3 separate regions of the Homo sapiens genome follow, and regions 2 and 3 are each linked to region 1. A link is a contact called in ENCODE Hi-C or POLR2A ChIA-PET data. All regions are on one chromosome and are shown on one strand. Each heading gives the region's core, a stretch centred on a gene start or an enhancer-like site at or near the end of the contact. The rest is flanking DNA. Distances are from core to core; before and after follow the strand shown.

Region 1 (3,569 bases), core at 609-3,108:
GAGATGGGGGAAGGGAGATGTAACGTTTCTGCCGACTGCGGGAGCTCCCACACATCAAACCCACAAAACTCTGTGTGTGTGTGTGTGTGCGCGTGTAGGGGGCGGGGTGGGGTGTGCGTACACGGCAATGCTAAAGAAGGATGCACGGGCTAACTGCCAGAGGAGAGCTGTCCCAGCCCTTCCCTGTTGGTCGCCTTGGCTTACCTTGACCACGTCATCGTTGAGGTGTTTAGGGTCGCGGTTGACCAGGTCGATCTCCTTGGTGTGCGCGTCGTACACTTGCTTCTCGCTCAGCTCGTCTGCCATGGCCTTGTTGTTGGGCTTGTAGATGTTGCCCTGTTCCCGGATGGGAACGGTGTAGAGATGTCCCTGCAGAGGGCGGAGGGCGGACGGCCAGGACGGGGAGGGCGGCAACGGCGGTGGGAGGAAAAATGCAAAAAGAAAAACAAGCGATGAGAAGTCAGCCTGGCGGCGGGGGAAACCTCGAGCTCGAAATCGAACTAACCGCTCCGACAGCTACGGCTCCGTGCACAGAAACCGCCTGCGCGTAGCCAGCTTTTTAAGAGGATCTCGCAGAGGACACCACACCCCTCTGTACTCTGCAGGGCGCGCCTGCCTCCCCCGCCCGCCGCCAGGGGTCAGGGCAGGCCCCGCCGCGCGGTCCGAAGGCCCCCGCCCGCGCACGCCCCGGCTCAGCACGCAGGACCCGCAGGACCCGCAGGACCTCGGCGGCGAGGGGGCAGCCGCAGGCTTCTCCCGGACTCCCTAAGCCGAGTCGCTCTCGCCCTGAGCGCTTCACCTGTTTCGCGTTCCCGTCCCCGGTCCCTATTACCCCTGCCCCGGTAATCCCTTCCAGCTTTATCTAAGATCCAACAGCAGCCGCCCGACCCGTGGAATGTTCCCTTTATCGCTGCTTCTTGGCCGCATCCCCCTCGCACCTGCCCGCGCCCCCCACCCTGCCTCGGCCCTCTCTTGTCCCTCCACGGCTCTCCCTGCTCAATCCGCCGTGATGATCACAATCCCGAAAGTCCCCATTTTTGGCGGAGCCAGGCACCAGACCCCCTAAATGTCCTAGAACTCAGTCTCACCTGCGCAGCTCCCCCGACCCACCCTCAGGGCACTCCCAGGCTGCGGGCGGGTGGCTGAAGGGCAGCTACGTGTTGGAAGACGAGGTTTCCACACCCGGGCAGAGCTCCAGCGCGTGGAGGGCGTTGGAAGTGATGGTGGCAGTTTGGGGAGGGGAGGTCTACCTCTCTCGGAACACCCCTGCCAGACGCCAAGATGCAGAAGGAGTTCTTGAGATGGTTCAAGAACTTTGGAAAGTGCAAACACACCGCGCGCCGCCTGCGGGACCTGCCGGTCTGGGCGCCTGGCGGAGAGTCCCGGGGACTGTCCCCAGGACTCGGGTAAATAACACCTCCACCCTGCACTCCACCTCTTCGAACCCCCAGCAGGCAGGGCCGGACCGCGGGGGTCCCGCGACAAGGGAGCATCCTAGACCCATCCAGAAAACGCGTCCTGGGCCCAACAGACCCAATCTCAGGACCCCAATCCCCTTTTCCGTGTCCTCCTAGCTCAGGGGCTCCCTAGGCCCCCTCTCCATTAGGAAAACATAAAACATTCCTGGCTTCTCTTCACCTCCCCGCCCAGGCCCATTCCTCAGCGGTGCCAACGCCAGAGGAGTGCTCCGAAGTGGAGAGAGGGCTGGGGCCAGGGCAGCAGTCGGGATATTTGGAGAGGCAGATAGCAGAAGCGGACACTCCCCGCACGCCCGAGCCGGCGCCCCCCCACGGATGCCTACCTCCGAGTCTACGTATTTGCCCCCAGACATGCTGGCCCGTGGCTGGATGAAAACTGTGAGGAGGTTTCCCTGGGCTGTGCTTTAAGGGAACTGAGGAAGGAAGATCTTGTATTGTATGGGGGGAAAAAAAGGCGCTGGAGGGGGGCGGTGGCTGGGAGGGAGCCTCCTGGCCGCCCGCCAAAGGTTTGTTCTGCTCGCGGTTGGCCCGGACGTGTGCTGCGCCGGGTCTAGGCACATCCCCAAGGTTCTGGCAGCAGAGGGCGGGGAGCGCCCGCAGCGAGCAGAGAGCGAGTGAGAACGTTTCTCCCGCGCTGGGGTGCTTGGGCAGATTATTTTAAACCTGAGGCAACATTTTCCCTGCTCTGAACCACCGAGAGGCGTCCCGGGGAGAGCGAATGTTTTCGCAGTGCATCATCTCAGCAGGGGTGGAGGGAGCCGACGCGCCTGCAGAGATGCCCAGTATGGGCAACCAAGGCGGCAGAAACAATCCACAATCCTGCCCTGTCCTAAGCCGTCCCTTCCCACCTCCCCCACCCCCCGCCCATCGCCCAAGTTCCATCTCTGCCTTAAAACACATGTGTCTCCCTGTTTCACAGAGGGAGGGATGAAAGACGGCTAGGAACCTTTAGGTACATTTCACATCTAAACTTTGTGGATCCCTTATGGAAGGAATCTGTGTGGGTGCCTGTGGTGTACTTTTGGTGACACTCGTTTACATCTAGTCGGTGTGGATGGAAACTTAAGCAGGCATGCAGAATTTAACATTTCCCATCCGTTTCTGAAATGTCTCCCAAACGCTTCGAAATAAGAAATGAAGATCTTTAACTTTTCTATAATTTTATTACCGATATTTTCTGGAACAATGGAATTTTATGCCAACAGGTTATGCCATATTTGCAAAATACACAAAATGTTTATAATTGTAGAATTATTTAAAGCTTCAAGTTTATTACCAGAGAAGATTTTTTTTTAATGTGCTTGGCTGTGAGGAAAGATTTGACTTTTCTAATTGACTAGACTTAAAAAAAATGTGATAGCGATTAAAGTATTTTGTCTGTTCCTGAATCTGGGGCTTCTGTCTTTACTTTATTGTAAAGAAGCACAAAATGAATTAAATAGTAATCAGTCATTTTACTCTTGAGCTGTAATTAATCAGGAAACTCATTATCCAAAAATGAAAGGACATGTTACTTATGCTTCCATATGCAGTCAAAAGTCAAAGTATCACTTGAAATTATTTTAAAAAAAAAGCTGGAGTACACTTGAAGGGGCACAGGTTAAAATTAAAATGGAGAGGGGAATGTGGGTTGGGAGTAAGAGGGAGGAGAAAGGGAAATGGATGGAATGCTGAAAGAGTTGATTATTTAGTTAGAGAGAAGACACAAAAGTATAAAAGAACTATAAAGGACAGGCTATTGTTGGTAGCAAAAATTTTTGGAACAAAAGATCAGTTTTAACTAAGAATGGCAGGGAAAGTGTCACAATGTTACAAATGTTGGCATGCCTGTAATTATGTTGGCCATTCATGATTAGCAGACTAAAGATCTTTCAAAAGTTGGATTTTCCCAAATACCACATTAGTGGGAGCTAAATGATGAGAACTCATGGAAACAAATAGGGAAAAAACAGGCACTGGGGCCCACTTGAGGGGTGGAGCGTCGGGGAGGGAGAGGAGCAGAAAAATAACTATTGGGGAGTAGGCTTTGTAGCTGGGTGATGAAATAATCTGTACAACGAATCCCTGTGACACAAAATTTAACAAACCTGC
Region 2 (3,569 bases), core at 761-3,260, 480 kb before region 1:
AGCCCCCACTGTCCCCTCTTCTATCCTGCCAGGGCTTTGGGAACAGCCCCTCCTCAAAGGAGCCAGGATGTATTGTCCTAATTCAGCGTGTTTATGTTGGATGCTGATGTTCTGGGGAGCCTCCTCCTGTTTACAGGGACACTGTTCCTTTCTAGGCAGACCCCCAGTAACTCAGCCTGGTGGTAAGTAGACAGATACACACACACACATTAACACACACACACACACACAAAATACTTAAACTGTTGGAGGATCTGCCTACTAGAGGGTTCATGGCTCATGACCTGGTGGGTCACACCTCTTAGGACAATGTGGCCTGGGTGCCAGCAATAAAGCTTCTGAAGGAGACCATTCTTCCAGGACTTGATTGAGACAGCTGGACACAGAGTGTGAAGCTTTTCATAGAGGACAGCTCAGGGGCTGAGACATAGCTCTCCTCTCTTTCTCTTTCATGGCTTCCCTCCCTGGACTAGTGCCTGCCACGCGAGTCCACGGTCCTCTACCCTCCTCAGAGGAGAACGAGCATGGCTTCCACTTCACTCTTCCCTCTTAAATCAGAAAATCACAGCTTTATCATAATATCTTACATCGCATTTCCAAATTATACAATAACCGACTTTGTTATTACACATGTTTTAAAATACCAGGGTTGGATTATAAATGTTCACTCTATTTTTCTGCATTTCAGAAATGAAAATAGGGGGTTTTCCCTCTAGTCTCAATTCTCACCAACATGTGAGAGCTAAGTCAAAATGCCTTAAGGTTATGTCACATCCCAATTTCACCTTATTACTAAGTCAGAACAAACATTATCTAAGATATCTCATCTTGCTGCTCTCCCAGGCCTCTTACCACCCACTCCAGCCTGCATCTGCATCAGCATTTCCTTTTCATGTTTTGTCATCCTCATTGGCTTTGCTTACTGAGCCCCAAGTCTACCTCATGGCCTATCCCAAAATGTGAGAAGACTCCACTAAAAAAAGGATTATCTGGATGCAGAAGATTCCTAGAGCGTATGCCCAGCTCCTCCCATTACTGGGCTCTACTCCCAAGACCTCAAAATTTAAGTAAGCTAAGACAGATGAGCATCTAGCACTAACCAGATAAAAGAACTACCCTATGAAGTGAGGAGAGAATTCAGCTACTCAACTCAATATCATGACCCAGACCAGTGCTCCACATTCTCCATGGCACTAACCAGACTAGTTACTAGCTACCTAGAACCTAGAACCAAGGCAATGGTTCTGAGAAATTGTCAGTTACTTTCACAGATAACAATCATCCTTATTGAGCACAAAAGCATAATTATGACCAAACGCATGAGTAAAACATAATAAAAGATCTGCTTAACCAAACTCCAAACCTTCAGATAAGGGCTCTTTCTGGATACACAACACCTGTTTGTTGTTATGCTTTAAAAGGATGGTGGCAATAGTGGCAGGATCCCCGGTTCTCAGTGGCTGCAAAGCACAGATCTCTTACATGGTTGTAGGGCCACTCCCTTCTTACAGTGGCCTCAAGAGAACTAAAATCAAGTAACCACAGCTGGAAAAAGGAGGTAAATAACTTTTATAAGAGGTGCTGTGTGGTCTCCCTATCACTGATGTTTTAACTCTATCAGAAGATGACTATAAAAAAGGACATTGGGTTTATGTGTTTAAGGTTAGCCAATTAAAAAAAAATATAGCAATTAATCTTGATGTATAATTAGCAGTCATGAGAAACATTACTAAAGTTACTAAAATGCCTGATAAAAATAAGAAAGATTAAGATTTTCGTCCTACAAATATGAATCCAACAATAAATATGCTTATTCATTTTACATCCTGACAGTGATGGTCATTTTATATACATTTGAATCAAAGCTCTAGTGTAATGATCAGAATCAAACTATAGGTTTGTACAACAAACAGGGAGGTACCCAAGCCAGACATATCCCTCTGTAGAAAAGCTTCTTTAGGCAAACCACAGACCTTCCTGTGTGGTTTTGGTCTGTTCACATGATTGGCAAAAGGAACCACTGGAAAATAAGCAAAGAAAGTCATAAAAAATAGTCATGAATGGACTAGTGTGGGTTGTCCCAGAGGCCAAAAACAAAAAAAAAAAAACAAAAAAAAAGTGGAGAAGTTCTTTAAGGAATTTCTTAGCTGTAGCATACAGCTGCAGTTCTAGGTAAGCAAAGAAGATCACAAATTTCCATGGTACTACAAAACAAATCATTCTCAATGTTTTCTAGCAGGAGCTGGCAAATCCTTTTTATAAAGGGCCAAATAGTAAACAGTTTAGATTTTGTGGGACCATCTGTTCTCTGTCACAACTACTCTATTGTTTCAGTGCAAAAATAGTCATAAACAATACATAAATTAATGTAGCCATGTTCCAATAAAACTTTATTTATAAACTTTGAAATTAAATTTCTTGTAATGTTCACATATCATGACGTATTCTTTTGAAAATTTTTCAGCGATTTAAAAATGTTAAAAAAAAAGTTAGCTTATAAATCTCACAGAAACAGGCAGCCCATGGGCTACAGTTTGCCAAACCCTGTTCAACAATATTTACTGTGGTTGATTTGACCTTTCTCTGCAAGAGCTCTAATCTTCAATTAGGTCTCTGCCATTGACAAGACTCACGAAGATAATGGAATCCATCAACAACTGCCTGATTGCATCAGGGTCAGAAATTCAAGAAAAGTTTCATCCCAATTCCCTTCATTTCTGATGATACTATGAACAATACCTCATTCCCTATCACATTAGAACTGGTGATAAATGCTCAATTTCTGAGAAATTGTCAACTACTTTCCCAGATAAGGAAAACCACATACCTCCAATCCACATACATCTCTAGCCCTTGAAGATTATATAAAAATGGAAATCATGGGCTAAGATTTCCAAGTCTCTTCAATTATATTATAAGCCAGGAAAACTTTCTATAAAACATACTCATAGTGTAGAACACAAGTAATAGCTAGTTTGTCTGAGAAAATCTGACCCTGTTCACCAACAATTGCTGAAAGGGAATTCTTGAGAAACAAGAAACAGACTACAATCCTAACTGCACAGTTAATTAATTTGGTTAGACATTTCACAACAGTATCACTTCATTTATGAAATGAAGAACTTAAAATTATTTCTGAGGTTTTTTTCTAGCTCTAAAATACAACAATTCTGTAATGAGTTACGCTGATCATGATACCTACCTCATTAAGGGTTTCGGCAGATTTCTATTAAAGTTCACATGGATGACTTTTTTTGTCATTAGCCTTCAGATAAGAAGCAGATAATTTCCTCTCTGCTTTTTTGTCTCTGGTTTTTTGAAAGGCTATTGAAAATATATTTCTAATCAAGACAACTGCTACATTCTTAAAATTTTAACACAGATTCTTACAGTTTTAACACAGATATAGGTGATTCTAAGAGAAAATGTAGTGAAGTGTATTACTTGGAAAATGTTTCTAGAGACAGACATTTGTGCCTGTGCAACTATAGACTTCAAATTCATAGAGACAGAAAGTAGAATGGTGATTGCCAGAGGCAGGAGGAAGAAGAAAATGGGGAGTTGTTTAA
Region 3 (3,569 bases), core at 537-3,036, 430 kb before region 1:
CTAAACTGTTCTAGGGTGGTTTGTGGCTATAATTTCATGTCTCAAAATTAATGCCAAAGTCCTCCTCCCACCCCAGATCCTGCTACCCTCTCATAAAAACAGCAGAGAGGTGAGTGCTCTCTGTGTGCTTCCCCTTTTATCTTTCTTTATGACTGAAATGAGCATGAAACCAAACTGAAAAGTCCAGCATCATCAGGTCTTCTATCATGTGTCTAGCAAGGTACAGCCCGGATGGCACGTTCATCTTCATATTTTCGCTATCTCTTAGAACTGCCCCTACACAAATTAACAAAGGCATCTCTGAGAAATGCTAGATTTAAATTGCTAGAAGACCTAACAATGCCCTTCCTTAAGAAGTACACATTTTCCCAGTAGATATTTTGCTTCTTGCCTGATCTGCACAGAGCACTGGATGTGACACTTACACATATATACATGGGTAATTATTTAACCTGATGAAAATGTGATATACAAATGTATATCATGAAATAAAATTTTAAGTGTGTAATAAGGAGAAACATTAATATTTTAAAAACTAGTGTGTTTGAAAATCCCAAGTGCAAAAGTGTTGAAAGGTGGGACCTGTGAGTGGTAATTAGGTCATGAAGGCTCTGCCTTCAAGAATGAATTAATTTTGTTATTGAGGGAGTAGGTTTGTTATAAAAGTGAAAGTGGGCCCCCTCTTGTTTTCTCATGTTCTCTTACCCTTCCACCTTCCACCAAGGGATGACAGCAAGAAGGACCTCCCCACATGCCAGTCCCTTGATCTCAAGACTTCCCTGACTCCTGAACTACAAGAAATAAAATGTGTTCTTTAAAAATTACCCAATCTGTGGTATTCTGTTACAGCAGCACAAAACAGACTAACACTGTTACCAACAAATACGTAATTCCATTAAAACATATATTCAAACAACTTCTTAAAGGTATAGAACTTTGAGACCAGAAGGTATCCTGGAGACATACTTGTCTAAAGCGAAGAAGACAATATTGCGACAAGCAGCCATCCAAAAAGATGAAAAGCGAGAAAGCCATGGTCTTTCCGATGACAGACTCAAAAGGGCTGAGCAGCACCTATTCAAATGGTGAGACAATTCTAGAGTGCTGAATCCTATCCGCCTCCCAGGGACACGATCCCGAGGGATACTACAAAACAAATGTAAATATGAACATGAGTTCAAGTTAGTAATCAAAATACTTAAGTTAGTATCTGAAAGGTACAAGTTTCCTAACAAAATGAGTACATTATCTCAAGCGTTTTAAAAAGCGTTTTAATGCAGCTAAACACCTGAGGAAAATGCATTTCCAGACTTGCACTCCCAGAGTATGGAGATTAACAAGGGAAGATATATATGTGTACATATGTATATATCTTCAGGACTGTAAGAATTTCCCAGTACTGTGAAATTAAAATTTAAAACAAAAACAAAAACACTCTACCTTGAAATTTCCAGATTTAAAGGACTGTAACCCTTAGCTCGAAATTTACTTTGTGTTTCGGAACTCTCTGGAGTGTTAAGGCTCGTGTGTTTTCTTTGCGGGTGTTTTTTTAACGACTCAGTGGGCTGGCTCCAAGTTTGTGAAGATCCTGTTAATTACCTCCTGCATTTACCACCGACCAAGGATGGGAGGCACGCGGCACTTGCTGAGCATATGTAGCTTTACAGGGAAGGGAGACGAGCAAAGATCACTGAAAACTGCAACCGAAACCCTCAGAAATTCCAGCTCTCCCCTCTTCCCTCCGGTCCCTTCGACAATCCATTTGGTGACCTGACACGTCATCCATACACTCCCAAGAGTGCCTTCGGGAACCCCTCTCCCCACTACCCAACCAGAGAGACAGCCCCACGCCCGGCAAGACGCAACTCCGGGCCACGGAGGGCGCCGCCCGGACAGCCCGGCCGGGTCAGGGGGCTTCGCCGCCGAGCACCCTCCGGCAGCCGCCCTCGGGCCTCCGCGGCCGGGCGGGAGGGCGCCTCCCCGACCACACTTCGGCCGCTTGGCACCCACAGCCGGGAGGGCGTGAGGAAGGACTCGGTCTAACTCCGGGGAACCCTCGGAGTTCCGGCGCAGACACCCGAGGGGGTGTCCTGGGAACTCCTTCGCCCGCGACACCCGTTCTTCTCCGTCTCCCGACCACCAGCGACGCAGCAGGGCGGCTGCCGGCCCGGCCCGGCCCGCCTTGCGGGCTGTGCGCGGCGCAGCTCTTCCTCCGCGGGGCCGTGAAGGCCACCGGCCGCCCCCGCGCGCCCAGCTGCCCGGCCCCGCCGCCTAAGCCGCCGCGTTGCTGGCGGGTAGCCGCGGGCCTCCGGTGCGCGGGCCCCGGCGCGTCCCCGAGCGCGCGCCTGGCCGCGGCCCCGCGCGAGTTGCACTAACTTTCCGGGGCGGGGGAGGGGTGGGCGCCGCGGGCCCGGCTCCCAGGCCTTACCTGTGCTCAAGTTGTCGTTGATTTTCAAAGGCACCCGCAGGATGTAGACCAGGAATAGCACGATGAAGAACCACACGGTCCACAGATACGTCCAAGACCAAACTATGCAGGACTTGAGCTGCTCCAGAAAGCCCGTGGCCGCTTCAGCCATGTTTCAGCGCTCCTCTCTGCTGCCGCGGCTCTTGGTGTCTGCCGGGATGATTCACCGGCCCGGAGGCGCAGCTCGCGCCGCCGCCGCCGCCGCGGCCCGGGCGCCCCCGGAGCCCGCCCGCCGCCGGGGACGCGGGCTCGGCGGGAAATCGCGCGGGCCGCGGGCGCGCCGGCTTTTCCTTCTCCAGCCTTATTGCTAACTCTCTAAAGGTCCCTACAAGTGGCTTTCGTGGAGCGATCACGTGGCCCCTGCCCCCTCGCGTTCTGGGTCCATTTATATTTATTATGCTAATATTTAGAAAGAGAAGGCCAAGTGGCGCGCCGAAGGAAACGCCTCAGGCAGTTACAACCCGCATAAGTTGAGCGTTTACCACACGCCAGGCGCTGCTCCACGATCCGTACAATCTCATTTAACCCCTGCAACAATTCCCCACTACGATCCTCTTTCTATAGGTAGGGAAACTGAGGCTCACAGCAGCTGCGTAGTTTACCTTAAGGTGGAACCAAAATTCAATTGCAGTGGTGTATTCTGGGGTCCGAGGTCTTAAACCCTACTCTGCTCCCTTATCAGGATTCAGGCTCAGGGAATGAATAAACCCGGGACAGCTAGGAGAAGGGAGGAGGTGCGCTCCTGTCGCCGGCTAGTAGGCCTGAAGATAAATCACTCTATTCAGCAAGATTTGGGTGGCAGATGCTATTTACCTTTGTTCTGTCTCTTTGAAGCAGCGCAGGGATTTTCCAGAGAAATCTTGACAGATGAATGTTTATCCTCCAGGTTTTTTGGTGATCAGAGGTCAAACTATTCTCAGCCTGTTTTTAATATAAACAATTCTCTGGGATAATTTTGACTGTGAAACGGCCACCTCTAACAGAAAGTCCATTTTAAACATTGTTTTGTTGTTTTTGTTTTGTTTTGACTGTGCTGAATAAAATGTTTCTTTTATTCTAAAATGTTTTCTCAGCTGAAATTTTCAAGTCTGTTTCTGTCCGT

The links. Hi-C counts contacts between places; a loop is a spot of excess contacts on that map. ChIA-PET counts read pairs that join two places held with the same protein, here RNA polymerase II (POLR2A). Pooled maps may share reads with other maps.
Region 2: a loop to region 1 is called in a pooled map, with 2.1 times the contacts of the local background. The contact joins the enhancer-like site here to the promoter of CAV1 in region 1. A Hi-C loop is called at or near these places in 2 of 37 single-sample maps with no recorded cell type and 5 of 50 pooled maps.
Region 3: a loop to region 1 is called in a map of B cell, with 4 times the contacts of the local background. The contact joins the promoter of ST7-AS1 here to the promoter of CAV1 in region 1. A Hi-C loop is called at or near these places in 1 of 168 maps with a recorded cell type or tissue (B cell), 1 of 37 single-sample maps with no recorded cell type and 5 of 50 pooled maps. POLR2A ChIA-PET finds 5 or more read pairs at or near these places in 1 of 52 experiments (HCT116).

Annotation. Positions count from the first base shown.
Region 1 is chr7:116,523,325-116,526,893 of GRCh38, reverse strand. It overlaps CAV1 (caveolin 1), which reads right to left and starts at 1,858. Exons shown (of 3, transcript NM_001753.5): 1 at 1,802-1,858; 2 at 205-369. The coding sequence starts at 1,831. RefSeq lists silencers at 157-256, 487-876, 3,285-3,569 and an enhancer at 3,505-3,569.
Region 2 is chr7:117,007,797-117,011,365 of GRCh38, reverse strand. The region is part of intron 1 of ST7 (suppression of tumorigenicity 7); the gene reads right to left. Among named protein-coding and RNA genes, the nearest start is that of MIR6132, 11 kb to the left of the region's middle. RefSeq lists an enhancer at 281-360. Within about 2 kb of position 2,010, at least 2 of the 41 ENCODE cell types and tissues checked have a DNase peak (open chromatin) inside an H3K27ac peak, as active enhancers do.
Region 3 is chr7:116,952,551-116,956,119 of GRCh38, reverse strand. It overlaps ST7-AS1 (ST7 antisense RNA 1), which reads left to right and starts at 1,786. Exons shown (of 1, transcript NR_002330.1): 1 at 1,786-3,569. ST7 (suppression of tumorigenicity 7) reads right to left here and starts at 2,619. Exons shown (of 16, transcript NM_001369598.1): 1 at 2,429-2,619. The coding sequence starts at 2,579. ST7-OT4 (ST7 overlapping transcript 4) reads right to left here and starts at 2,272. Exons shown (of 5, transcript NR_002329.2): 1 at 2,011-2,272; 2 at 1,441-1,659; 3 at 967-1,146. RefSeq lists silencers at 7-266, 1,864-2,163, 2,224-2,423, 2,634-2,703 and enhancers at 1,625-2,548, 2,964-3,073.